3 separate regions of the Homo sapiens genome follow, and all the other regions are linked to region 1. Evidence: chromatin loops called from intact Hi-C (ENCODE). Cell type or tissue: PC-9. All regions are shown on one strand. Links, peaks and the distances in the headings refer to the core of each region. The heading gives the core; the rest is flanking DNA.

What was found. Hi-C counts contacts between places; a loop is a spot of excess contacts. Peaks named below come from ENCODE experiments on the same cell type or tissue, not always from the same donor. Only the 100,000 strongest peaks of a DNase experiment are listed, where the experiment ranks them.
Region 2: it touches region 1 in a loop (30-fold over the local background); 13 of 110 quality-filtered maps call a loop at or near these places.
Region 3: it touches region 1 in a loop (5-fold over the local background); 2 of 110 quality-filtered maps call a loop at or near these places.

The regions. Positions count from the first base shown.
Region 1 is chr2:55,171,368-55,179,600 of GRCh38, forward strand. It overlaps CLHC1 (clathrin heavy chain linker domain containing 1), which reads right to left. Exons shown (of 13, transcript NM_152385.4): 12 at 6,235-6,414; 13 at 1,180-4,619. The coding sequence ends at 4,423. Among named protein-coding and RNA genes, the nearest start is that of CLHC1, 57 kb to the right of the region's middle. In PC-9, for the core only: a CTCF peak has its summit at 4,393 (motif pointing left); a DNase peak (open chromatin) is centred at 4,404; H3K27ac peaks cover 1,509 bases.
Region 2 is chr2:54,657,999-54,666,231 of GRCh38, forward strand. SPTBN1 (spectrin beta, non-erythrocytic 1) reads left to right here. Exons shown (of 36, transcript NM_003128.3): 30 at 1-48; 31 at 1,156-1,268; 32 at 1,938-2,001; 33 at 6,455-6,693; 34 at 7,917-8,090. It overlaps SPTBN1-AS2 (SPTBN1 antisense RNA 2), which reads right to left. Exons shown (of 3, transcript NR_186176.1): 2 at 6,600-6,843; 3 at 6,174-6,450. Among named protein-coding and RNA genes, the nearest start is that of SPTBN1-AS2, 18 kb to the right of the region's middle. In PC-9, for the core only: no CTCF peak of the experiment used is centred there; no DNase peak of the experiment used is centred there.
Region 3 is chr2:55,428,007-55,436,239 of GRCh38, forward strand. It overlaps the pseudogene BTF3P5. Among named protein-coding and RNA genes, the nearest start is that of CCDC88A, 12 kb to the left of the region's middle. In PC-9, for the core only: CTCF peaks have their summits at 4,214 (motif pointing left) and 4,413; DNase peaks (open chromatin) are centred at 2,722 and 4,175.

The DNA of each region.
Region 1 (8,233 bases), core at 2,126-7,125:
ATGGCCTCCATACTGGATTGGCTTCCACATAGTAGCTCTACCCTTTATCCTCCCTTGTGTTACATCAGTAAATTGGGTAGTCCGCAGTAGGCTTTTCCAAATGAGAAAATATGGTAATTCTTTTTTTTTTTTTTTTTTTTTTTTTTAGTCGGAGTCTCACTCTGTCACGCAGGCTGCAGTGCAGTGGCACAATCTCAGCTCACTGCAAGCTCCACCTCCCGGGTTCACACCATTCTCCTGCCTCAGCCTCCCGAACAGCTGGGACTACAGGCGCCCGCCACCATGCCCGGCTAATTTTTTGTATTTTTAGTAGAGATGGGGTTTCACCGTGTTAGCCAGGATGGTCTCGATCTCCTGACCTCACGATCCACCTGCCTCGGCCTCCCAAAGTGCTGGGATTCAGGCGTGAGCCACTGCGCCTGGCACCAAATAAGAAAATATGGTAATTCTTTACTATCTTTATCCACTCAAAAAGCTTCATTTAAAGTTGATGGAGGCCAGGAATGATGACTCATGCCTGTAATCCCAGCACTTTGAGAGGCCAAAGCTGATGGATCACTTGAGGTCAGGAGTTTGAGACCAGCCTGGCCAACATGGTGAAAACCCATTTGTACTAAAAATACAAAAATTATCTGGGTGTGGTGGCGGGCACCTGTAATCCCAGCTACTCAGGAGGCTGAGGCAGGAGAATCGCTTGAACTCAGGAGGTGGAAGTTGTAGTGAGCTGAGATTGTGTCACTGTACTCCAGCCTGGGTGACAGAGCAAGACTGTCTCAATAAATAAATAAAAAAAAATAAAGTTGATGGAAACAAGAAATCAAATTTAGCCTCAGTTTAGGACAGAGGTTTCAAATTAGTGACCTGCAGGTCAAGTCTGGTCTGCAGATGTGTTTTGTTTGGCCCACACAGTACTGCTCACATCAAATCTGCATGTCCAGCTTCCAAGAAGGTAACACCGAGTCCACAGCCCTGCATAATAAAAGTTGCCTGGAATTTATCACAATTGTCCCTTTCAAAAAGTCCCCAGATCCTCCTTTCCCTGACTGTGATACATTTCACTCATTTACAGTAGTGCCAAAACCTCTATAGGTAGACGCAGATCCTCAAGGTAGGGAGGGTACTTGTAGAAAATTATCAATTAAAAAAAAAAACTAAAAAAACTATATAAATAATAGTGTCTTTTTTATGTACCCAATATATTTTTATTCAAGAACACAACAAATTATAACTACTAGCAAACTGACAGCTTTATACACCGAACATTTGTTAAATGCCATTTTTTTCTGAGAAAGAATGGAAGAAATGTATGAGCTTTCTATGAAATGTACAAAGTTAAAAAAAAAAAAAAAGGCCTCTGCTATGATTTTTGACTTAACATATGCTTTAGCAATCCAACAGAATTCCAGGCACCTAAAAAGTAACAGGTTTTCACCTTTTAAAGTTAAAAAAGTGATTAATTTAATGGTCATTTCTTAGTTAATTCAGGATTTAGGAAAAGTTCTAAATATTAAAAAAATTTTTTTCATTAGACTAGACTTCTGTTCAACATCTCTAAACCTTTCCAAATGAATGAATTTAATAGAAATTCATTTTGATACATGCTTGACTATAATAAACAAAAATGTAACTAGTTACAATTAAATCTTTCAGACCTTGGAAGAAATATCTTCCTTTCCTCACTGGTATGGTAGAAAGAAAACCTAATATGAAATCAGAGAAACTTAGTTCATCATGACCCTTGCTTTGCAACTGCTATGTAAAGCAATCAATGGCAAGAGGAAAAAAGGAGAGAAGACACGCTCAAGACAGCAAGACCTAATAGAACACATGAACGTTGGTTAAATCTTCATTGGAACAATTCAAATGTTAAAAGGCATTTTTAGCAACTGGTGAAATTTGAATATGGACTGGCTATTAGATAATGCTAAGGAATTATTATTAGTAACTTTTAAAATACGTTGTGTGTTTCCATTAAGGTTGTAATCTTGCTAGCAGAAATTGTGTGCAAAACAGGTATTCGGTAGATGTTGTTGATGCTGATGTTGAATTGTAGTATTTGAAATTTAGGCTGAAGGTCAAGAAGCATTGGGAAATAATTTGTACCTTTTCAGAATTACTGAATTTTAGAGTTGGAAATGACAAGAGGAGGTATCTAGTCAAAATAAATTTATCTTAAGCATGAGGAAAAGGACACATAGCTAGACAGTGGTGGGGCTGGTCTAGAATGCAGGTTTCTGTGCTGAGGCCCAGATTATACCTCCTTCAGTGTAGCTTACATGGAGGCTCTTATAGCTTCAAAGCCCTCTGTAGCTCACAACTCAATTCTTTCTCCTTCCTCATTTAACTTTGTAATCTTGCTCTTCCTCCCAACTCCATTTTCCATCACCAGGCATTTTAATTTATATTCACTTGACAACTTTTACTTTCCTTGGGAAAGCTGCCAAAGGCAATGCTAACTGAGAAGGAGTAATAATGAGAAAAGGAAAAACAAGGCAAAATTAGAATAACAACAACAACCGCTGTTTAAGCTTTCTCTAGATTTATATACCTACTTTATCCTCCTGGCTTTCATGAAGACATTTTTTTTTCTAAGCTCTGTCAATGGACACATAATAGCTTTCTATCAATCATATAGGTCTCAAAGGAAAAAAAAAAAAAAAAAGGTTTTAAGCCGTTGGCACACAAAGAACCAGTGCTGCCGAAATACCTCTCCCTTTCCATTCCTTTTTTCCATCCTTTATCTGCTCTTTTCAACAGCCTGTATGAAGGCCAAAAATCAAAATATTATTTTGATAAGGCTTTTAGTAATAAATTGCTTTTTAAACTATGCACATGTATTACTTTAAAAATGCTACGTTTTAGAAAGCTGAATTATAATTATCCAGTATTCTATTTAGCACCAAATGGAAAAATTAAAAACTCAGCTTGAATGCTTCTGAATTTATAAGATAAGCCAGGCAACCCTAATACAAGTGTGGACAGATAACTTAATCTCAGCAATAAGTTGTACCAATATATCAAATACTTTAAAGAAGGATAAACATATAAATACAAATGAGTAGACATATGGGATTTAGTAAGTACAAACTAAGTAGAGAAATGTGTGTTTCTGGGGCCGATTACAAAGGAATTACAGCTATCTTTTCCTAAGTTCCTCTATCATGTTATACACTTACACTACACATACATTATCACTAATCCTCACAACAAGCCTAAGGAAGACTGCCCATATTTTATAAGTGAGTAAGAGGTAGGACCAGAATTTTAATATGAAGCTGTCTGACTCCCCGTTCATCTTCTTTCCACTATAACATAAAAATACATATTCAATTTAAATTTAGGATGGGAAAAGTTATGCTCTTTGCTCTTATTCTAATAGCAGATCATTTTCATTTTTTACTTGAAATTTTTTTTTCTTTTTTTAATAACAGAGACGGGATCTCACTGTGTTACCTAGCTGGTCTCAAACTCCTGGGCTCAAGCGATCCTCCTGCCTCGACCTCCCAAAGTGCTGGGATTACAGACATGAGCTACCTTGCCCAGCCAGCAGCTCATTTTAACCATGTTCCATGGTCAAGGATGACATTTAGCTAGTAAGCTCTGGTGTGGCATAAGGGCTAAAGGCTGTTCTGATTAATTAGGTATCTGTTCTGCTTGATTTGTGCCCATGCCATACTAATCATTAAATATTTTTAATATTACACCTGTCCATGGCACAGAACTTTCAGAGTTTTCAATCAAATACTTATTCAGACACTTGAAATAATCCAAAACCACTTCTTATGACATATTTTCCATACCTATAGGTATCACAGGTCTACTTCTATGCAAAATTCGACTGGTCTTCTCTCTAAGTAATAACATGCCAAGAGTCCCAGCTTTTATACTAGAAGCCTAAGCTTTGCCATATTTATATATATCAAAGCATGGGGCGCATCTTTAAATCAGCAGTACAAAATTACTATACTCTAGGTTTTTGCCAGCAAGTCCAACCTTGAAATGATTTCCTGCTTTTCTGGTCAAGTCAGGCTTGTAGCATTTCATGTTTGGGAAGACAGTCTAACACACAGGATACTACCCACACCTTCCTCAGTTCTTGCTATCATATTACATCACCAGAAAGTAATATATCTGGACATTAGCTTATGTCCTTAGATAAAAATGCCCTACACTGTTTCACACAAAGTTATAATCTTGGATTTTATCAAGATTCAATATAAGAAATGACCATATGGGGAAAAGGAAGCAATAGTATAAATATTTCAAAGACAAATCTAAATGTCATCATAACAAAAGTGTGATTTATTTCTGAGATCTTCTTACTCTAGATTTATTTATAAGTTAGTTACGTTAAAATCAGTTTTTCCCAACCAGCATACATAAGGTGTTGTACAAGCTCCCTCAGCTGGTTAAGATATAGAACTACCAAAACACATGTTCCATTAGGTTGACTGCGTCATCCTCTTCAGAAATTTCTGTAACTGCAGCCTGAGATCGAAGAATAGACGTGATGTCATTAGATAATTTGTCAAAGCCATTCTGTGAACATATATTTGCCACTTCTTGCCACTTTTCTATGGAGCAAAAGGAATCATTTATCATAAGACTTTCTACTGCATCTGTGGGGAAAAAATACAATATTATAGTATGGCACTTATTTGATAATCTATACTTTAGTGATTCTTCAAAAATAGAAAAGGACATAATTTCAACTCAGTTACTGTTAAACTCTACCTGATTCCCCTAAGATTAATGATATAACATGCAGTGCTCAGTCAAGCTCATGGTAAGTACTCGTGTTAGTTCCTTCTCCTCCTCCCTTATCATTAACCTCTTCATGTCTCAATTCAACCCTCTACCACTTCTCACATTTCACATCTCCACTCATCTCCTTCTTGTTAAGGCAGCAGATGTTGAAGGCTATAAGGCAGGAGCTCAGAAAGTGATGAATGTGGGCTCATCCTTATTCACAGAGTCTATAAGGCACCACTAGAAACTATGAAATAACTGTAAACCTATAGGTCAAGTTTTCATGATTTCAAACACTTATATAAATGCCTTAGTGGAGCTAACCCAAGGACTGAAGAAACTCTTTGACAAACTCTTTATCCTGTCTCTAGCTGGAGAACTCTTAATGATGGGGCTTCTATAACAAATATTTTTCTTAAGGAAATAAAATCATTTTGTTTGTTAAAGAAATTTAATATTATTTACTTTTAAAAATATCTTAGTGATCTATCAATTTATGGAACTCATTTCTTATCTATTACCTGCATTACTTATGGTACTTCATAAAAGAGGATCACTTTTTAGAATACTGTCATCACTATAATTTTATTTCTACCATAATTATTATTTTTATATGAAAATATTTTAGTTGATATCTGTAATGATAATTTCAAAATATAAAGTTATCTTCCAAAATATGTTTTCAAGTAATTTAAAATGAAGTTGTCTGTTCAACTTCCTATATTAAATTAATGAAAAGAAAATAAAAGTGAGTTTTAATTATTCTCTCTCTCATTTTTTTTGAGGCAGTGTCTCACCCAGGCTGGAGTGCAGTGGCACAGTCACGGCTCACTGTAGCCTTGAGCTCCCTGGGCTCAGGCGATCCTTCCACCTCATCCTCTCAAGTAGCTGGGACTACAGGTGCATGCCACATGTGGCTAATTTTGGTATCTTTTTCATAGAGACACGGTTTTGCCATGTTGCCCTGGCTGGTCTTGAACTCCTGAGCTCAAGCGATCCACCCGCCTCAGCCCCCCAAAGTGCTGGGATTACAGGGGTGAGCCACTGCACCCAGCCTAATTAGTTATTCTCTAATTCACAGCAGAGTTAGGTTCAGAGTGAATAACATATGTAAATACACATACATTTGGTTTAGGAATTAAAACATATAGTTTATATCTACATAACATTTAAAATACATATAAAAGCTAAATATACACATATGTCAATATATACAAAGTTTTTAGTGTTAGTGATCATAATTATTGTAATATTCCCCTCAAGCTTCATAAAGATACTCCCTTCATTCTAATTCTCTCAAGAAATATATCCTATTACCAATAGATTATTATTTACATGGCAATCTTTACATTTATAAACTCCTAAAGTTAACTCTTGCTAAGAAGGAACTCTTAGGGAAATTTGAGTTAACTCATGCATAACCATCTTGAACCTCTCCCTAGATAACCCACTACTATTTCTCCCACAACATTTTATTCTACTTACCTATCCCACCTTTATTGATTTCTTGAAGTAGCTTAATGCCAACTTTTTTCATGTCTGCAGAGAACAGATGAAGTATAGCAAGACCAAAAGATAAAGATGGTTGTTTCTCATTCAACTCTTTAGTGAGACACTGAATTAATTCAACTTGGGGACATGACATTAATAGCTGCAACAGGTCATCTGAAGGCAAAAATGAAAAAGTTTATCTCAATGTCCTAATATCATAAATCAACTAGAAACTAGGACTAGCTAATGTCTATACCTGCCAATCAACAGTTTTTCTAATCCTTTCAAAGCCCTCAATGACCCACTCCAACCTAAACTCAACGGTACTATCCCCTAGCCCCCGTCAAAAAAAATCATGCTCAGCATAGCAAAAAACAAAGGAAAACTACCCATAAGAGTATCCAAAACATAATCAAATAATTATAATGAAAAAAATGTGGTATAATAAAAATACAGATTGGCTACTAGGAAACCTGAATTCTAATCATAGCTCCATCAGTCACTTACTCTTTTGGAACTCAGTTTTCACATCTGAAAAGTGTAGTATTAGAGGTCTCCATCTAATACTACAGTTTGTTTGTCTATATCTTGTTGCTCATATTTGGACCAAATTCTGGTGAGTATAATGTCTTTCTTTCTGTGCCTTGCACAGAAAAAGCAACTCAGTAATTTTTTTCCTAAAACTATCAAGCATTTAGAAATTCAAAAATGAAAACTTTAAGAAGCCAGTAGCTATTTCAAGTAGCCAGAGGTGGAACCATATGAAGTTTCCTATATTTGGCCACAAAAAGAACAATTCCATATGGGTTAATCTCTATTGGGTTAACCCAATAGTTAACCATTGAGGTAATCTAAAGCTACAATTATGATTTGTATTCTTAAATTTTTTCAAAACAAAGTCTCACTGTGTGGCCCAGGCTGGAGTGCATGGCTCACCATAGGCATAATGATTGTGTACTGTATCCTCAAACTCCTGGGCTCACGCAGTCTCCCGCCTCAGCCTTCCCAGTAGCTGAGATTACAGGCATGCCCCACTCTATACTCTCAAATTTATAAACTTGGTATTAACTTCCTAAATATTTTAAAGTAAAAATATTATTTTGCGGCCACAATAGAGGTAATTTTCAGAATAACTTCTGAGAGCCTTTCAAGGACTACCCGAAACATAATTTGAACTCTGAAAGCCTTGGGTTTTTAAAATGTATTTAATATATAGAGATGGGGTCCCACTATGTTGCTCCAGGCTACTCTTGAACTCCTCGTCTCCCTTTTTCTTACTACATTTCAAAATCCATTTTATTTTTTAAAAAATTATTATTATTATTATTATTATTATTATTGGATAAGGTCTCACTCTGATGCCCAGGCAGGAATGCAGTGCCACAATCACAGCTCACTGCAGCCTAGAACTCCTGGGCTCAAGCGATCTTCCCATCTCAGCCTCCTGAGTGGCTGGGACTACAGACCCATCCCTAAAATTTTTAAATTCTAAGAGTAATTAAAATCTATATCCCATGTCTAAACATTAACTAATATAATTCTTACATATGGAAAAATAATAGTTAACAACACAGAAACTGAAACTGTATACTTAGGTAATGGAATATTAATTAATACCTACTATGCCAGATTCTGTCCTGTCACTACATAACCAAATCACTTAGCTCTAGCTGTGCCTCAGCCTCTCTGTGGAAACATACTATTTTTGCATCTATAAAATGGGACAATAACAAAACCTACCTCATAGAGTCAACATAAGGATTAAGTGAGATAATCCATGAAAAAAAGCCTAGCTATTATTACAATAATAGTATAGGGCATGCTGTTATTAATGAAGAAATTTGTAACTTAAAAAAACAACAACATAGATTCTAAGAAAAAGTCAATTAATTGCTTGAAAATGACCAGATTCAACAACTACTAAAACTCCTTTTTCCTGGAATAATGTGACCTAAAAATGGCCATGTTTGGTTCCATTTTGCATCTTCTTAGA
Region 2 (8,233 bases), core at 2,076-7,075, 510 kb before region 1:
GCAGCAACCTGGGATGAGAGGTTCTCTGCCCTGGAAAGGCTGACTACAGTAAGTGGCCGCTGGGCCCTTTGTCTGTTGGTGCCCTGGGCAGCCTTTTCTTCCTGCTTGCCTCTTAGACCAGGGAATTCACACGATTGCTTGTTTTTGTTTTTTGGGTTTTTTTCAAGTAGTGAAGATCATCTTAAAATGGGTGGCTCCTGTGGAGCAGGACCTAGGGAGAGGGTCAGGACTGTTACCTCCTCAGTCACATCCTGGGCACCTGGATTTATGATCCCTTATAGTAGCTTCCTGCCTGGGGGTTGATTGGTGGTGTTTGCTTTTTTCTTCGAATCTTTCATTCTCCCCTATCTCATAAAAGCTTTGTTCTCAAGGGGGCATGGCCTCAAAATTTTCTTCAGAATTTCAGAATTAGAATTCCCATCAAATGGAAGCTTAATCCTAGCCTGTTGTTAAGTCCCCAGTCCTGATCCCCTCTTCTGTCAACATAAAGGCCTTAGAATAGGATTTGTGCACTGGTGTTTCCTCTCCCAAGACTTTTGCATTCCTGGTAGAAAGCTGATCCTTTGCAGTGTACAAAAATGGTGTTTCTGGTTTCCAGTTCTGGGTGTTTAAAATGTACCTGCATACATTTGTGTTAAAACAGAGTACTTCTGGTACATCCATATGACTCATGAAATGGCTTTGTTTCAGTTAGACTATTCTGTGGCTTTTTAATGTGTTGTTTGGGTTTTGGCTGAACACAGATCCCCACCACAGCACAAGCGGCTTCCTTGAGAATTATTGCAGCTCTGTCCCTGGTGTTTGTCTGAGCTCTCCTGGGGAGTCCAGCATGAACCCTCAGGCTCAGGTACTTTTCTCCTCAGCAGAGTTGAGAGTTGCATAGTTACTTTAGAAATTAAACCCAAGCTCCCAGGGGTCCTACAAACAACTCACAGGAATTTTGCCAGCCCATGGAATAGACTATTTCCTGTAGTTTTAGGTTGTAGCTGCAGTTCCTGTGAACCTAATTCCATTTGGCTCAGGATGTTAGAGCTTCTTGTCCAGTGTGGTCCAGTTTAGCAAACTAGACAGGAGGACTTCCTGGGTTCCTAGAACCTTTTTCTGAAAAGAGGCAGAGTTTGGGACTCTACCAAACATCACTCTATTTTCTCTTAGTTGGAGTTACTGGAAGTGCGCAGACAGCAAGAGGAAGAGGAGAGGAAGAGGCGGCCGCCTTCTCCCGAGCCGAGCACGAAGGTTTCAGAGGAAGCCGAGTCCCAGCAGCAGTGGTGAGTCCCAGCAGCTCCAGAGGCTGGACCCTTAGCCTCGGTGGCCAATGAGGTTTATGGGGCATCTTTCTGAAGCCTTGCATTGCTAGGCCTAACCACATGCCCTGCCTACTGATTGCTTCCATAGACTGTTTAAAGGCTGTACAGTTATCCCTAAATAACCTTGGAGGGCACTGATTTGTCCACAGTCACATAGGTATGTAGGTGGCAGAAGTAGAATGTAGACAGTGCCCTTTCTCATCCTGTGTGCACACACACAGGATGCTCAGAACTTCCATATGATTAAATGCATGGAGTGAACTGCCCAGATTTTAGGCCAGTGATTTTGTGGTGATGCGTTTTTTGAGAGTTCTAAGTAACTTCACACAGAGGGCAGCAATTATTCTCTACTTCCAAAGGGCTAATTATTTTGCTATGGTAAGAGTTCCATGGCAACCTCTAATGCTGCCTTTATGTGGTGGAGCGGGGCATAGGGCATTCCTGTAGTCGTATTTTTCTGTCTAGAGTCTATTTAAAACACTTGGAAGTTTCAGATTTAAAAAGAATTAAATTATGTGAAAAGGTTGCACGTAATAAAATTGAGTGATGATGTTCTCCCACCCTTTCTTACTGTTTCCTCTTTCTCCTCTTCTTCCTTTCCCTTCCTCCTTTTCCCCTCTTCCCTAACAGGGATACTTCAAAAGGAGAACAAGTTTCCCAAAACGGTTTGCCAGCTGAACAGGGATCTCCACGGGTTAGTTACCGCTCTCAAACCTACCAAAACTACAAAAACTTTAATAGCAGACGGACAGCCAGTGACCAGCCATGGTCTGGACTGTGAAGTTCACTACCATTTGTCAAGAATCACCCTTTCCAAATCCTCTGGGTTTTGACTTTTTGGCTTCCACTTCACCCAAAATGTTAAAATTTTTACTTAATTCATAGCCTTCCTTGGTTTCATATTTGTTTGCATTTAATTCATGTTTGAGTCTCTTAACTGATGGATGCCCACTTGCCTTAAAGCAGCATACTTATTTTTTGTTTATTTATTGTGAGCTTTTTACTTTATTAAGATTTTACAGCGAAACCCTTACATGAGTAATTGAAATGAAATTAAATGAGATTACAGCATAATGAAGAAGAAAACTAGAATCTAACAGGTATGACACATTCAGTTATTCTAACAGGGCACAGTACTGTGCTATATGTAGCCGCCTTTACAGATGTTATTAACCTATAGTAGTTTACTATTAACTAGGAAGACTGGTGTATGAGGAGGGAGACATTCTGTAATAAGATTAAAACCTAAAGTCAGCTGTGTAACATTCCATGAAAGATGCATTCATTTATTGAAGATGACAAAAAAGGGAGTCAGATATATTCTGGAAGCTATTTTAATTTTAGGCACACAATCTCATACATTTTGAGACCCTTGGGTCATTTATTACTTTTTACAAACTAGTTCCTCTCTTTTTTTCTGCCAAGTCCTGAATTGAAAACTGTAGGCTTCCTTGCACAGATGTTGCAGCCAGCCTCAGGAGTAAAGTGCCCGCTGACTGCTGCCGCCACCTCTGTCTCGCTCCCTGTCAGTGCTGCTGGCACGTGGGACGCGGCAGGTGACAGCCGTTCTCAGCATGTTTTAGAAGCTTGCCTCACAGACTTCCATGCCTCTCCATTCAGCCGATGACTTCAGGGTGTCAAACTGTTTTAATTTTTCAAACAAATGGAACAGAAGCCATTGTGGTTCATCCTGATTACTTGAACGTTGCACTTGGTGGACCGTGCCTGGGAGCGCTCGCATGCCCCCTGGCTTCAGAAGTCATGTCAGTGTCTCTGTAGACAAACTCCACTGTACATCTTGGATTAATCTTCTGATTCATTGTTCATTTTCTCAAGACTTTTTGTGGAATTCTCTGATAAAGGAAGCTTTTAGGATGGTATCTATCAGGCCACCAGCAGGAATTGAAAATGTTTTCACAAAAATCCTTTTCCTTAGAAATAAAAGCTGGTGACAGAGATGGTTTCCTTGTACCGATAAAAACAAAACCAAATCCATATTATACATCAAAACCTTGTGAGACATTCACTTGCTCTTTTGCCATATTTAGATGTGTCAGTGGAATCAGAAACCTGTTTTGATATGTGTTCTCTATGAGTTAAGTCTGATTTGTCTTTTTATTTCATGATGCATGTCTTTTTTTTCTTTTGTCAGGATAACGTCATATAGCATCTTGTTTGTTTTTCCTTATCTCTATGTACATATCTATCTACTTCTGACTGTAGATGGGTATATAGATAGATGCCAAGCTTCTTATGTTCTGGGGGTAGTATGCATCATTATTGGGTCTCTGCCTTAAAACACATCAAAATTCATTTTAGACAAAAAAACTTCTGCTTTGTCTTTGGTCATTAGGGAGCTCTAATGTGTGTTTGTGGCTCCAAGTTACATTTTGTGTTTCATTGATCTATATGTATATATGTGATGTTTTCATATATATATGTGTGTGTGTTTAAATTTTGTATCATCAGGACTGACACCCAATTTGACACTTTTTGTATCTAGAAGACCCTCCAAAAAAGGAACCACATAAGCACACAAGAAAAGAGTGCTATGATGTTCTTAGCATTTGCTATCATGCCTATTTTTATCTAGATTTTTAAATGTAGCTTGTCATAACAAAATTTTAATTACAATTGGCTTGTATGAGAAGAAAAAGTATTTTTATTGTTTTGAGTGATGACGCAGAGACTCAGTGAACTTGAAAATAGCATTGCTTCGTGCACTTTGAATACCAATCAGGTGTTTTCTGTGCTACTAGTTGTCACGTTGCATTCATGTTCACCTCCTGATTTAAGTATCTCGGGTGTGCCCAGCCACTAAAGCACTCTGGACTAATCGCTAAAGAGAAGCAACGTGGGGGGTGGGGTTGCGAGGGATGTGTTCACATGTACCCATCATTTGATCATAGCACTGTGATTGCTTTTGATGTGTGTCTCTAGTGGTGTGCTGTCTGTTGGCATGCTTAAAGCACATGTCCATTAAAATTCATTTTGTTCCTTTTATTTTCCTTGTTTTCTTGGTTAGTGATTCATTTGCATAAACATTAATGATCTCTGCATACTGGTTTGGGGTTTTCTCTTTCCTTCTAACTCTAAAGAAAAAATTTTTGCTGCAGAATTATCCTCAGAAGAGGCTTCCCTGGCCTTCATCTACCTTGCAGTCTGACCAAGTATGATAAATTTTAGCCGTTTTCAAGGAAACATCTCTCTACCCAGGTCATTGCTGTCACTAGCAGCTTTCAAGTCAAACCTGCAGCACTAAATTTTTTTTTATCCTGGTTTCTCTACATACTAACCCCATGTCTCTCTGGACTCACACCTGGCTCAGGCCTTCCAGACCAAACTCATACTTCCTCCTCACCAGAAGTTTCCGAATCTCACACTAGAGAAGATTTGTCACCTTTAAAGTCCACTCACATTATTTTGACTCAGGGTTTTGTTTTTTGTCTATTTCCCCTCCTGCAACTCTCCTTTAAAAGTGAAAAGAGAGAGAATGGTTTAAGTAGTCTGTTGCTCATAAGCACGTGTCTGCAGTCTGTCACTTGCAAGGCCTTGGTGATCACCATGCAGCACTTGTGCGCACACACACCCCCACAAGTCTTTTTTCCTAATAATCCATTTTCCACATTGCCATGAGGGTAAAGGGTTCCAATCAAAACCACCATTAAACTGCATAGTTTCTAGTCTTCCCTCAGCCCTGATGCTAATTATGATAGTTTGCATAGACATAACTTAAACTTGTGATTCTCCCTCCTTCCAGAGCTTTTTGTAGCCCTTTTTCCCCCCAAAATTAGTTTTGTTCAAAATCAAGCATTGGGCCCAGCCATTAAGATAAGACCTAATAAGTGAGAGATACAGTTCCCAAGAGTTTACAGATCCAGGTGTTCACATGGTGGTGGCCAGTCTACCGTTTATCTTGTCAAGGTTGTTACTGCTAATTTGGTGTCACTTTGGTCTTGGGCAGCAGTGGTGGGCGACGTATCTAATGAGCGTGCCATTGACTTCTCCATGTTTGTCTGTGTACGAGGGGTGCAGGTTGTCTGTAATCCACTAAAGTGTCAGCCACACCCAGCTTTAGTAACTCGCTAATCGCACACCCTGGGTGTATCAGCCAGGGGCTGCTACAGTTAATGGTACACAGTTGATGGTACACAGGCTGAAAATGATAATGAATCAAGACCCTACTACATTTCCAAAGCCGAAAAGCCATGAGGGTTACAATTTAAATGAGCTTGGGAAGGAACGCTCCCGAAGACGTCTCCAGCCTGAAGGGTCAGAGCCGCTGGAAGCCTGGCTGTCTCTGGGCTTTCTCGTCTCAGTGCAGCAAGGCACCGTGATCAACCAACCCGTGATGGGGAAGGCCCTGGTTCTGTCTTTGTTTGGGGGTAAATAGCTGTGTGGTGTTGAGTGACTGTGATTGGCTTTTCCAGCTCCTTTAACACAAACTACAACCCACTCACGATACAACTTCGGCAGATGTGGTCAAATTGATGTTTGTTGACTTGCCTCATTTCCTTCCAGCTCTTAAGTTCCAAAGTCTAACTGGGATGGTAGATGTGAAATGCATGATTGTCGTCCTAATTTCTGCATGTGTTTATGACAATGTGTTGAGGGGAGGGGGAGGAGAGCCAGAGAGCATTTTCAGGAACCGAGGTCTTTCCTTGTCTTACTCTGGGGGAATGCCATGTAGCTCTGATAGAGTTGTCTATCGGTCTGTTTGTGAATGCCCTTTCGCTTAAACTTCCAGCCCTTCTGGTGGCATCCTTGGTTGTAAGGTGGCTGCTGTATAACGTCCACTCTCTTTCATATTTAATATGTGTGATTGTTACTGTTGTCTTTTTGTTTTAAAGTAACCATAAGAGGAGATGATCTGAGTTATATTTATTGATCAGAGGAATAGAGTGCAGTAAAACTCATACTGGCATTTCGCTTTTCTCATTTCCCTGTAAATGGGCGGGTATTAATCCATTCCCACCTTCTAATGTCCTTGATGTCCAGCTGGCTTTGTGGGTGTGCAATGGTTTTACTGTACTGCCTCGATCTGTGCCAGGCATTTATACACAGCCACATGTGCGAGTCAGGTAGAGCGTATGTGGTCACCCCCATGGCTCACGGAGTTAGCTGAATGGCCTCTCCGCTGTCCCTAGATGGCAGAAACGGTGGACACAAGCGAAATGGTCAACGGCGCTACAGAACAAAGGACGAGCTCTAAAGAGTCCAGCCCCATCCCCTCCCCGACCTCTGATCGTAAAGCCAAGACTGCCCTCCCAGCCCAGAGTGCCGCCACCTTACCAGCCAGAACCCAGGAGACACCTTCGGCCCAGATGGAAGGCTTCCTCAATCGGAAACACGAGTGGGAGGCCCACAATAAGAAAGCCTCAAGCAGGTAACAGCAGCAGAGGCTGCCACAGTAAGATGGGAAGTCAGCCTGTGAAGGGATAAGGCGGGCCACTCTTGAATTGGAAGAGAAGTATGTGCTCATGTAGTTTTATTCCTTTGGTAGCTTCCTGGACATTGCATTCTTCTTGGGCTGACGCTGGAAAGCAGGAGTAGAATGCTGGTTATTCACTGAGAGAAGAAGAGTTGAGTTTGGATGGGAGTAGCTAGAAGGGGCTTTAGTAGTTCATCTAGAGAAGGAATTTGCTAGATTGAGACTGAAGAGTCTTCTTTACTTTAAGTGATTGATTTCATTTAGGACTCCTTGTGGGTTTTTTGTAAAAAGCCATTAACCATTTCCCCTGCCCTGATCTCCATATCAGCCTTTATATATATTCATTGTCTCTCAACAGCCCCAATTTTTTTATTTAACAGATGGGGAACAGAGGCTCTGAGCGGTTAACAAAGCTTTCTTTCTGTGGAAACCTAGTAAATGGCAAAGCTGGAATATGAAACTGCAAAGCCTATGTGCTTAACTAGTAAACCCAACCACCTGGGACCACCATATCTTACTGTGCAGTTTGTTGCTGTGTGAGGGGATCAGAACATCTAAGAACTGCCATTCACGTTGAGGACAACATAGGGATTTATATATTAATACATGCTGGTGTAATACAGGCCGGTGTTCTGTTAAAATTAGTATATTAGGACAGTTTGCCATACCATAGGGGAAAAGCCACTTTATTCTAATTCACCCAAAGGTACTGTAAGTGCTGATGGCTCTGGGTCTGTCTTTCTGTCAAGTTGCCAAGTCACATAAGTAATGAATCCGCAGCTGGAGGAGCTGCTGCTGGAGGACAGGCATGTTTTCAGACAGGAGCATGGCCTTTAGCTCATGACCATAAGAGGGCGCTACAGCAAAGAGTACTAAATACCAATCAAAGTGAGCTCAGAGTACAAGAGGGTAACTTGCTTTTCTCCGAAGTGAAAGAGAAGACATAGTCCTCAAACACTTGCCCTGTGCCCTGTCCCTGAACTCTCCATGGAGGAATTTTTTCTGTTGTTTAGTGTTAGCAGAATTTAGGAAGGGCTTGTAATAAGGAAGGTTGAGGGTTGGGTGGGGTCACACTGTGTTGTGTGAGGATCATTTTCATGTTAATGAAATGTTTAGTTCTTTAAGGGGAATGTGGTAGAGCCTTTATCTCCCCCTGCCCTTTTTTTTAAACTGCACAGGTCCTGGCACAATGTTTATTGTGTCATAAATAACCAAGAAATGGGTTTCTACAAAGATGCAAAGACTGCTGCTTCTGGAATTCCCTACCACAGCGAGGTCCCTGTGAGTTTGAAAGAAGCTGTCTGCGAAGTGGCCCTTGATTACAAAAAGAAGAAACACGTATTCAAGCTAAGGTGAGAGTCGCCGTGCTTCATGGCTGCCAGAGTGGGTTTGCATTTACTTCCACTCTGGGGTTTGGTTTTCTTATACAGCTGCTGTGATTAGTTGGTTCTGTCTTCTGCCATTTTAAATCCCCAATAAAGTGAAAAACCAGTTT
Region 3 (8,233 bases), core at 1,467-6,466, 260 kb after region 1:
TGGCCTCAAGTGATCTGCCTGCCTCCACCTCCCAAAGTGCTGGGATTACAGGTGTGAGCCACCACACCCAACCCAGGTTAACAATTTTTACAAAATCAGAGTTCAAATTCCTATAATCATGTATACAATTTGGCTAATAAATCTTACAAAAAATTAAAATATGTTCTCCATGTTTATCACAAAACTGACGGTCATGAGTTCTAAGTTTGTCAGTGCATTCCCAATTTCTTCACTAATCAATATTTATTGAACCACCATATGTATAAGATAAGCATACTGAGCACAAAAGACTGTGTCTAAATGAGGCCAAAAGAAATAAAACTACAAACTATATATCATTCAATCAATTAGTTCAGAGGTCGGCAAACTTTTTCTGTAAAAGGCCAGATAGTAAATATTTTAGGCTCTGTGAGCCATAAGGTCTCTCTCACAATGACTCAACTCTGCCATTGTAGCAAGAAGCAGCCATACACTATAGGCAAAGAAATAGGCGCGGCTCTATCCTTGTTGAATGCATAGGATGCAAATAAAACAAAACAAAAAACAGGAATGACTTTCTTCCCTGTGAATTAACTGACTACAAATAATTAAATAAACTATCCAACTATATTGTATATAGTTACCTTCTGGAATTGCAGAAATGGTCTACAAGCTCCTTGGAAGCTGAATTTCATTACTCTGTTGATTCAGATATAGTTCGAATTGCTTTCATTCTTTCAGCATGTTACCATTGATAACTTTTCTTCTGTATATAAAATTTTTGTTTGTTTGTTTCTAGTCTTCTTGAGTTCTAGCAGGAAGCAGAGGGCACACTTAAAGTGTTTAACTTTAGGCTGCTTCAGACAAAAAAAAAGCATTTAAGTGAAAAGAAAGTAATGAAGGAATGATTTAGAGAGGCATGAGAAGGTAAGTGAATGAACATGGGGGCAGGGAACCACCCAAGGATGAACGATAGCAAGGAGCACTTCTCACCCCTAGGCCTGAAGGGGCAAGAGGAGGAAACTGTGCTGCCAGAACCCTGAAAGACCTGGAGCCTTGGAAGAGGAGTCTTTAAATAGGAACTGTGTCCATACAGTGTGGAGCCACTGCCATAATCATGATGCAGAAGAAAGGCAAATAAATATCCCAATCTCTCCATCCTCCTCACTTATATTTCAGGCCAGTGCTTCCCTTCTGGCTGAACCCCCTGGAAGTAAAGAATAAGAAGCCCCATATGATGGTGTCCATAGAGGTCAACCTTCAGGGCACAGAAGACAGTGGGACCAGAAGCCCCAGTAGAAGACTGTGTAGCACAGAGCTGCATGTGAAAGGTGTGGAGAACACCTAGAACCATTTCTGTAGATTTTCTGAAAGTCATATAAGAAGGCAATTATTTTCAATTTAACAGAAGCTTAAGCTTTTGGTAAAATGTCATGAAGAGACAGAGGCAGCTGATAAGAATGTTAAACTGCCATAAAATTTATGGCGTATAGGTCAACATCTATGATCGATTGCTGCAAGGTATTAATTTTTTTTTTTTACAGTGTCTTGCTCTATCACCCAGGTTGGAGTGTAGTGGCATGATCACAGCTCACTGCAGCCTTGATCTCCCAGGCTTAAGCCACCCTCCTACCTCAGCCTCCTGAGTAGCTGGTACTATAGGTGTGTGTCACCATTCCTGGCTAATTTTTTTTTTTTTTAAGAGATGGGGTTTCACTACATTACTCAGGCTGGTCTTCAACACATAGGGTCTAGGGTCAAGTGATCCTCCTGCCCTTGCCTCCCAAAGTGCTGGGATTACAGGTGTGAGCCACTGTGCCTGGCCAACAATTTTATTTTAACCGACAAATATATAGTATCAGTGTCCTGCAGTGTCTTGCAGATAGTATGTGCTCTGTATTAGTGGAATATATAAATTTGTTGAATTAATTAATTTTCAATCATTATGAAATTAACATAGTAGGCCGGGCAGAGTGACTCACACCTATAATCCTAGCACGTTGGGAGGGGAAGGCGGGAGGATCGCTTGAGCCCGAGAACTTGAGACCAGCTTGGGAAACTTGGTGAAACCCCTGCTCTACAAAAAGTACAAAAATTAGCCAGGCATGATGGCATGCACCTGTAGTCCCAGCAACTGGGGACACTGGGGTGGGATGATCACCTGAGTCCAGGAGGTCGAGGCTGCAGTGAGCTGTGATCACACCACTGCACTCCAGCCTGAGCCACAGAGTGAGACCCTGTCTCAAAAAAACAACAACAACAAAAAACAAAACAAAACAAAACAAAAAAAACAAAGGGCCAAAAAGTCTCCTAACAAATCCTTTTTTCTAATCATCAGCTAGATTGCTTATCTTTTGCAATACATTCATCATGTGAGGATTTCGACTCTGAATTAGGAAGAAACTATCTGTGTCATGTATCACAAACTCCTACACACTTTTTATGGAAATTTACTAGTAGACAGACCTCCAAGCTCTGGACTGGATTTATTTCGATCCCAAAAGGCAGCCTACTCTTAGTTTTAGATCTTAACCTCCTCCTTCTGTTTAGTTTAAGACATGGCAGTAGTATATCAATTTTATTATGGTAGCTACAAACAGTTTTGATTTAGTTACAATTTTGAATTACTCAGCTGTCTCAGTCTTTTTTATTTTCACCTTTATTTACTATAACCCTATCTAACTCATGACCGAATTTTTTTTTTTAACAAGGGTCATAAGGACAATGGCCATATTTTTCCTGCAGTGCAATGTGAAAGCATTTTTCTCTTACTCAATTAGCAAGAGCATATCAAATTACATAGAATTGGCAAAACTCAACATGATTTTGTGAAGAGCAAATCCTGCTGAACTAATTTCTTTTTTTTTTTTTAAACCAACTGCAAAACCTGGCAGATGGTATAGCAATGATCACCTCTGCAAAACATCAGCTGTGTCTACTTACTGGTATATACATCATGTGTTTTTAAATGTATTGCAGTGTACAAGTCTGAGGTAGAATCATGAAAGGAATACCTTCTTCTTCCGTCACTGTGTGAACGCTAATCTCAGCAAACAGACATAAATGAGACTGGAATTGGTTATTGAGTATGCCAAGTACACACAGACTGTAGATCATCCCTTGTCTCCAGAGAAGCAGGAAAGTAGAATTCCACCTGGCTTAGAAATAGGTGACCTCGTGCAACCAGGATTTCTCTAAATTGTAAGTAACATAATATCCCTGTACTTCTGCACCAAAGAACCTCCATCTTAACTATACTACAAAAAAAATCTGGCTGCTAAGAGGCAATAGGGAAATTAAAATTCTCCAAAAACATCTATATATTTCAAAAATAATCTTTTGGTAACATCTGATGCTTCCTGATCTTGTGAGAAGCACCATCTACAAGCCTTAGCTGCAATGTCTGTCTAAAATTTTACACAAGGTGTTTTGTCCAATATGAGAACTCTCTATTTAGTTCCTTTTCTTTGTTCATTCAACAAACACACATTATGAGTATTTACTGCATACTAGGCATTGGAGACATGAAGATGAATAAGACATTTCCTTTTGACACATGAACCCTCAGAGACCTTGTAGTCTGCTAAGGAATACAAACTAATTATTCTAAAACAATTCAATCTGTAGTATATGCTATTTGTGGGAGAAACAAGGTTCAATAATGGAAAGTCAAGAAAGTCTCCACAGAAAGATGACTTTTGAGCCAGGCCTTGAGTGATAAGTAAGTGTTTAATGGGGAGTGGAAGTACAGGGAATTTCAGGTGGAAGAACCACCAAAGCAAAGCATCATCAAGGTATAGAAGAGTATATTGTGTCTGAGGAGCCATGAGTAGCTTGACGTGGCTAAAGAAGTTTCCAAATGTGGACAATGGTGAGAAATGAAAGTTAAAGTCATATTAAGAAGAAACCCAAATATCACACTAAAGAACTTGGCCTTTTATCCTATTGGTCGTAGAGTACAACTGAGCTTTAAAAAAAAAAATCAAGGGAATGATATCAGATTTCTCCTTTAGAAGAAATTTCTAGCAGCACTATAGTAGGGGGATTGGAAAGAGGTGAGACTGTAGGCAGAGAAACCAGACAGGAGCTCCTCCTACTAATGTTTTATAGTTTCAACTTCTACTGCTTTTGTTTGTCACAAGTTTAATACTGTCTTTTTTGAACTTTGCTGAGACAGGAGGTTTGAACACTGCCATCAAGTCAGCAACTTGTTCATGTTGCCCTCTATTGGTAGAAAGGAAAAGAAATTACTATCAAGGGCATTATTTCACATTTCATTTGTTGATGGTATTTCGATTTTCCTGAAATAATGTTTGTTATGTTTTGTAACATAAAAAACATATGCTGGCATTATATTACAATTACAGGAATACCTCTGAAATTACACTTCGAGTAGTAAGGGGATAGTGTAGACAGCAACAACCACAGGAGTTCAAAGAGAGAAATGAATATGGTCTAGCCTGGAGACCTCTCTCTAAATTTCACTTACCTCTAATAATATGAATAATCATGTCTTGATTTATCTGCTTAGAATACACATGCAGATATATTTTAAGCAAACAAATTAAGACATCATGATTTTAAGTATAGCCACACCTTGGAGTAGTTTGGTTCTAGACCACTGCAATAAAGCGAATATTGCAATAAAGCAGGAGATACAAATTTTTTGGTTTCCCAGTGCATAAGAAGTTATGTTTATACTATACTGTAGTCTATTAAGTGTGCAGTAGCATTATGTATAAAAAAATATATATACCTGCATTAAAAAATACTCTATTGCTAAAAAATGCTAATGATCATCTGAGCCTTCAATGACCCAAAATTATTTTGCTGGTGGAGGGTCTTATCTTAATGTTGCTGGCTCCTAATCAATCAGAATGGTAGTTATTGAAGGTTAGGGTGGCTGTGGCAATTTCTTCAAATAAGACAGTAATGAAGTGTGCTACATTGATTGGCTCTTCCTTTCACAAAAGAGTTCTTTGTAGCATGAGCTGCTGCTTGATAGCATTGTACCCACAGTAGAACTTCTTTAAAAATTGAGGTCGATCCTCTCAAACCCTGCCATTGCTTTATTCACTAATTTTATGGAATATCCTAAGTTCTTGTCGTCATTTCAACAATGTTCATGGTATCTTCACTTGAGAGTATATTCCATCTCAAGAAACCACTTTCTTTGCTCATCTATCAGAAGTAACTACTCATTCGTTCAAGTTTTATCATGAGATTGCAGCAGTTCAACTACTTCTTCAGGTTCCACTTCTAGTTCTCTTACCATTTCCACCACAGTTACCTCCTCCCCTGAAGTCTTGAACCCCTCAAAGTCAACCATAAGGGTTGGAATAAACTTCTTCCAAACTTCTGTTAATATTAATATTTTGACCTCCTATGAATCGTGGATATTCGAAAAGACATCTAGAATGGTGAACTCTTTCCAGAAGGTATTCAAGGTATTTTTTCCAGAACCATCACAGAAATCACTATCATTGGCAGCTATAGCATATTTCTTAATGTCATATCATGAAATGTATATTTGGGCTTTTTCCCCATTTCCTGGCACACAACTCCTAAAATCCTTGGAATCTCCAAAGTGCTGTCTCTTTGTACGGCTAATATTGAGTAATAGCTTCAGGTTGGGAGTGGTCACTGGAAAGACCAAAGCATGATTAGAGGATAGGGACTTTCAACCCCATCCCCCAACCTCCGGTGAGGGGATAAGGGGACAAAGGTTAATTGAACACCAATGGCCAATGGTTTAATTAATCATGCCTATGTAACGAAACCTCTCTGAAACCCAAAAGAGCAGGATTTGGAGTGCTTCCAGATAGCTGAATATGTGGAGGTTCCTACAGTATGGTGCACTCAGAGAAGACATGGAACCTCCGTGCTCCTTCACCTATACCTCACTGTATACTTCTCTTCATGTGTATCCTTTATAATGTCCTTTATAATAAACCAGTAAATGTATTAATAAATGTTTCCCTGAGTTCGGTGAGCCACTCCAGCAAATCAATTGAACCCAAAGAAGTGGTTGTGGGGACTCCAACTTGAAGACAGTCAGAAGTTCACCAGGCCCAGACTTGTGACTTGTGTCTGAAGCTTGGGGATTAGCCTTGAGGACTGAGCCCTCAACCTGTGGGATCTGATCTGTCTCCAGGTAGTATCAGATTGGTGTTCACTGCTTGTTGGTGGGCAAAAATCCCCACACATTTAGCCACAGAAGCCTTCTGTGTTGATTGTTGTGGTGTGAGAGCAGAGGGAAACAACACTTTGAGACTTTTTCTCCAAACAAATAACAAGATGAAAGTTGAATTATTCCTTGATCTGTGGGCCGCAGAATGGATGTTGTGTTAGCAGGCAGGAAAACATTAATCTCCTTGTATACCTCCAGCAGGGCTCTTAGATGACCAGGTACATTGTCAGTGAGCAATGTTATTTTTATTTATTTACTTATTTATTTTAGATGGAATCTTGCTCTGTTGCCCAAGCTGGAGTGCAATGGTGCAATCTCAGCTCACTGCAACCTCTGCCTCCCTGGTTCAAGCGATTCTCCTGCCTCAGCCTCTCGAGTAGCTGGGATTACAGGCACACGCCACTACGCCATGCTAATTTTTGTATTTTTAGTAGAGATGGGGTTTCACCATGTTGGTCAGGTTGGTCTCGAACTCCTGGCCTCATGATCCACCCGCCTCAGCCTCCCAAAGTGCTGGGATTACAGGCGTGAGCCACTGCACTGGGCCCTAGCAATGTTATTTTGAAAGGAATCTTTTTTTTCCTGAGCAGCAGGTCTCAACAGTGGGCTTATAATATTCGGTAAACCATGCTGTAAACAGATGTGCTGTCAGGTGGACTTTGGTGCTCCTTTAATAGAGCACAGGCAGAGTAGATTTAGTATAATTCTTTCTTTTTTTTAACTAGGCAAAGAACTTTATTAACCTTTGTTTCAAACTTGATTCCCAAGTTTCTTTGGTTTAATTAGCTGCAAAGAATGAACTGTGTATAAGCAAAAACTGAAAAGAGCTGCAGTGTCCAAGGGGCTTGGGCTTAAAAATATTAGAGATCTAGATTTTATCAGATCCATAAACAAAAATTTCTTAAAAAGCAGTCATAATATAAAATAGCAGCTCCCAGTAACTTTAAGTTTTATCTTCAGAAGTTGACTCAATTCAGTTTGCCCCATTCTTGGAAGCCTCTTCAAATTTCTCCACAAGATCTGGAACTTCATCATCATCATCCTCGCCAGTAGCAAGTGGTGCTTTTCCATCCACAGATTGTTGGGCAGAGCTTCATCCAGTCTCCTTAAATTAGTCAGACTGCCTGTACCAAGCTGGTTTAAGATGCTGGGTAGCATTTCTGCCAGCTGCTTTATCTGAGCATGGCCTGTAACGGTGAAAGTGTTCGCTGCCAGAGATGCCTGAACTTTAGGGTTGTTAAAGTGGTTACTGTTCCTTGGTTTGTAAACATATTCACCTCTTCAATACCAGAGATATTGTTTACCCCTAACTTCTTTAAGGAGAATTGAAGTTTTTTATCATCTGCTGCGGCTGCTCTATGAACCACCTTCTTTCTGCAAGCAGTTCTTTCCCACCAATGCGCACTTGTGCCTGCAGTTTGCGAGTTTTTCCTGGTTCATGATTGCTTCTTTCATCTTGTCGGAGTGGATAAGGGGCCACCCGGGGGACTAGGGTTGGTGCTCAGGGGGTCTTGGGTGGACCAGCTGAGATTGGGTGTACACACCAATTTAGCGTAATTCTTAAGGGCCTTATAATTTTTGGAATGCTAAATGAGCATCGGCTTCAAGTTAAAGTCACCATCTGCATTAGCCCCCACCAAGAAAGTCAGTCTGTTCTTTGAAGCTAGGCATTGACTTCTCTCTAGCTTTGAAAGTCCTAGATGGCATCTTCCTCTGATAGAGGGCTATTTTGTATACATTAAAAATCTGTTATTTAGTGTAGCCACCTTGATCAATAATCTTAGCTAGGTCTTCTGGATAATTTGCTGCAGCTTCTGTATTAACACTTGCTGTTCACCTTGCACTTTCATGTTATGGAGACAGCTTCTTCATGAAATTTCATGAACCAACCTCCACTACCTTCCAACTTTTCTTTTGCAGCATGCTTACCTGTCTCAGCTTCACAGAACTGAAGAGAGTTAGGGCCTTGCTAACTTTCTTGCCTTAAGTTAAGGGAATGTTGTGGCTGGTTTGATCTATCCAGACCGCTAAAACTTTCTCCATATTGGCAACAGCCTTTCTCAC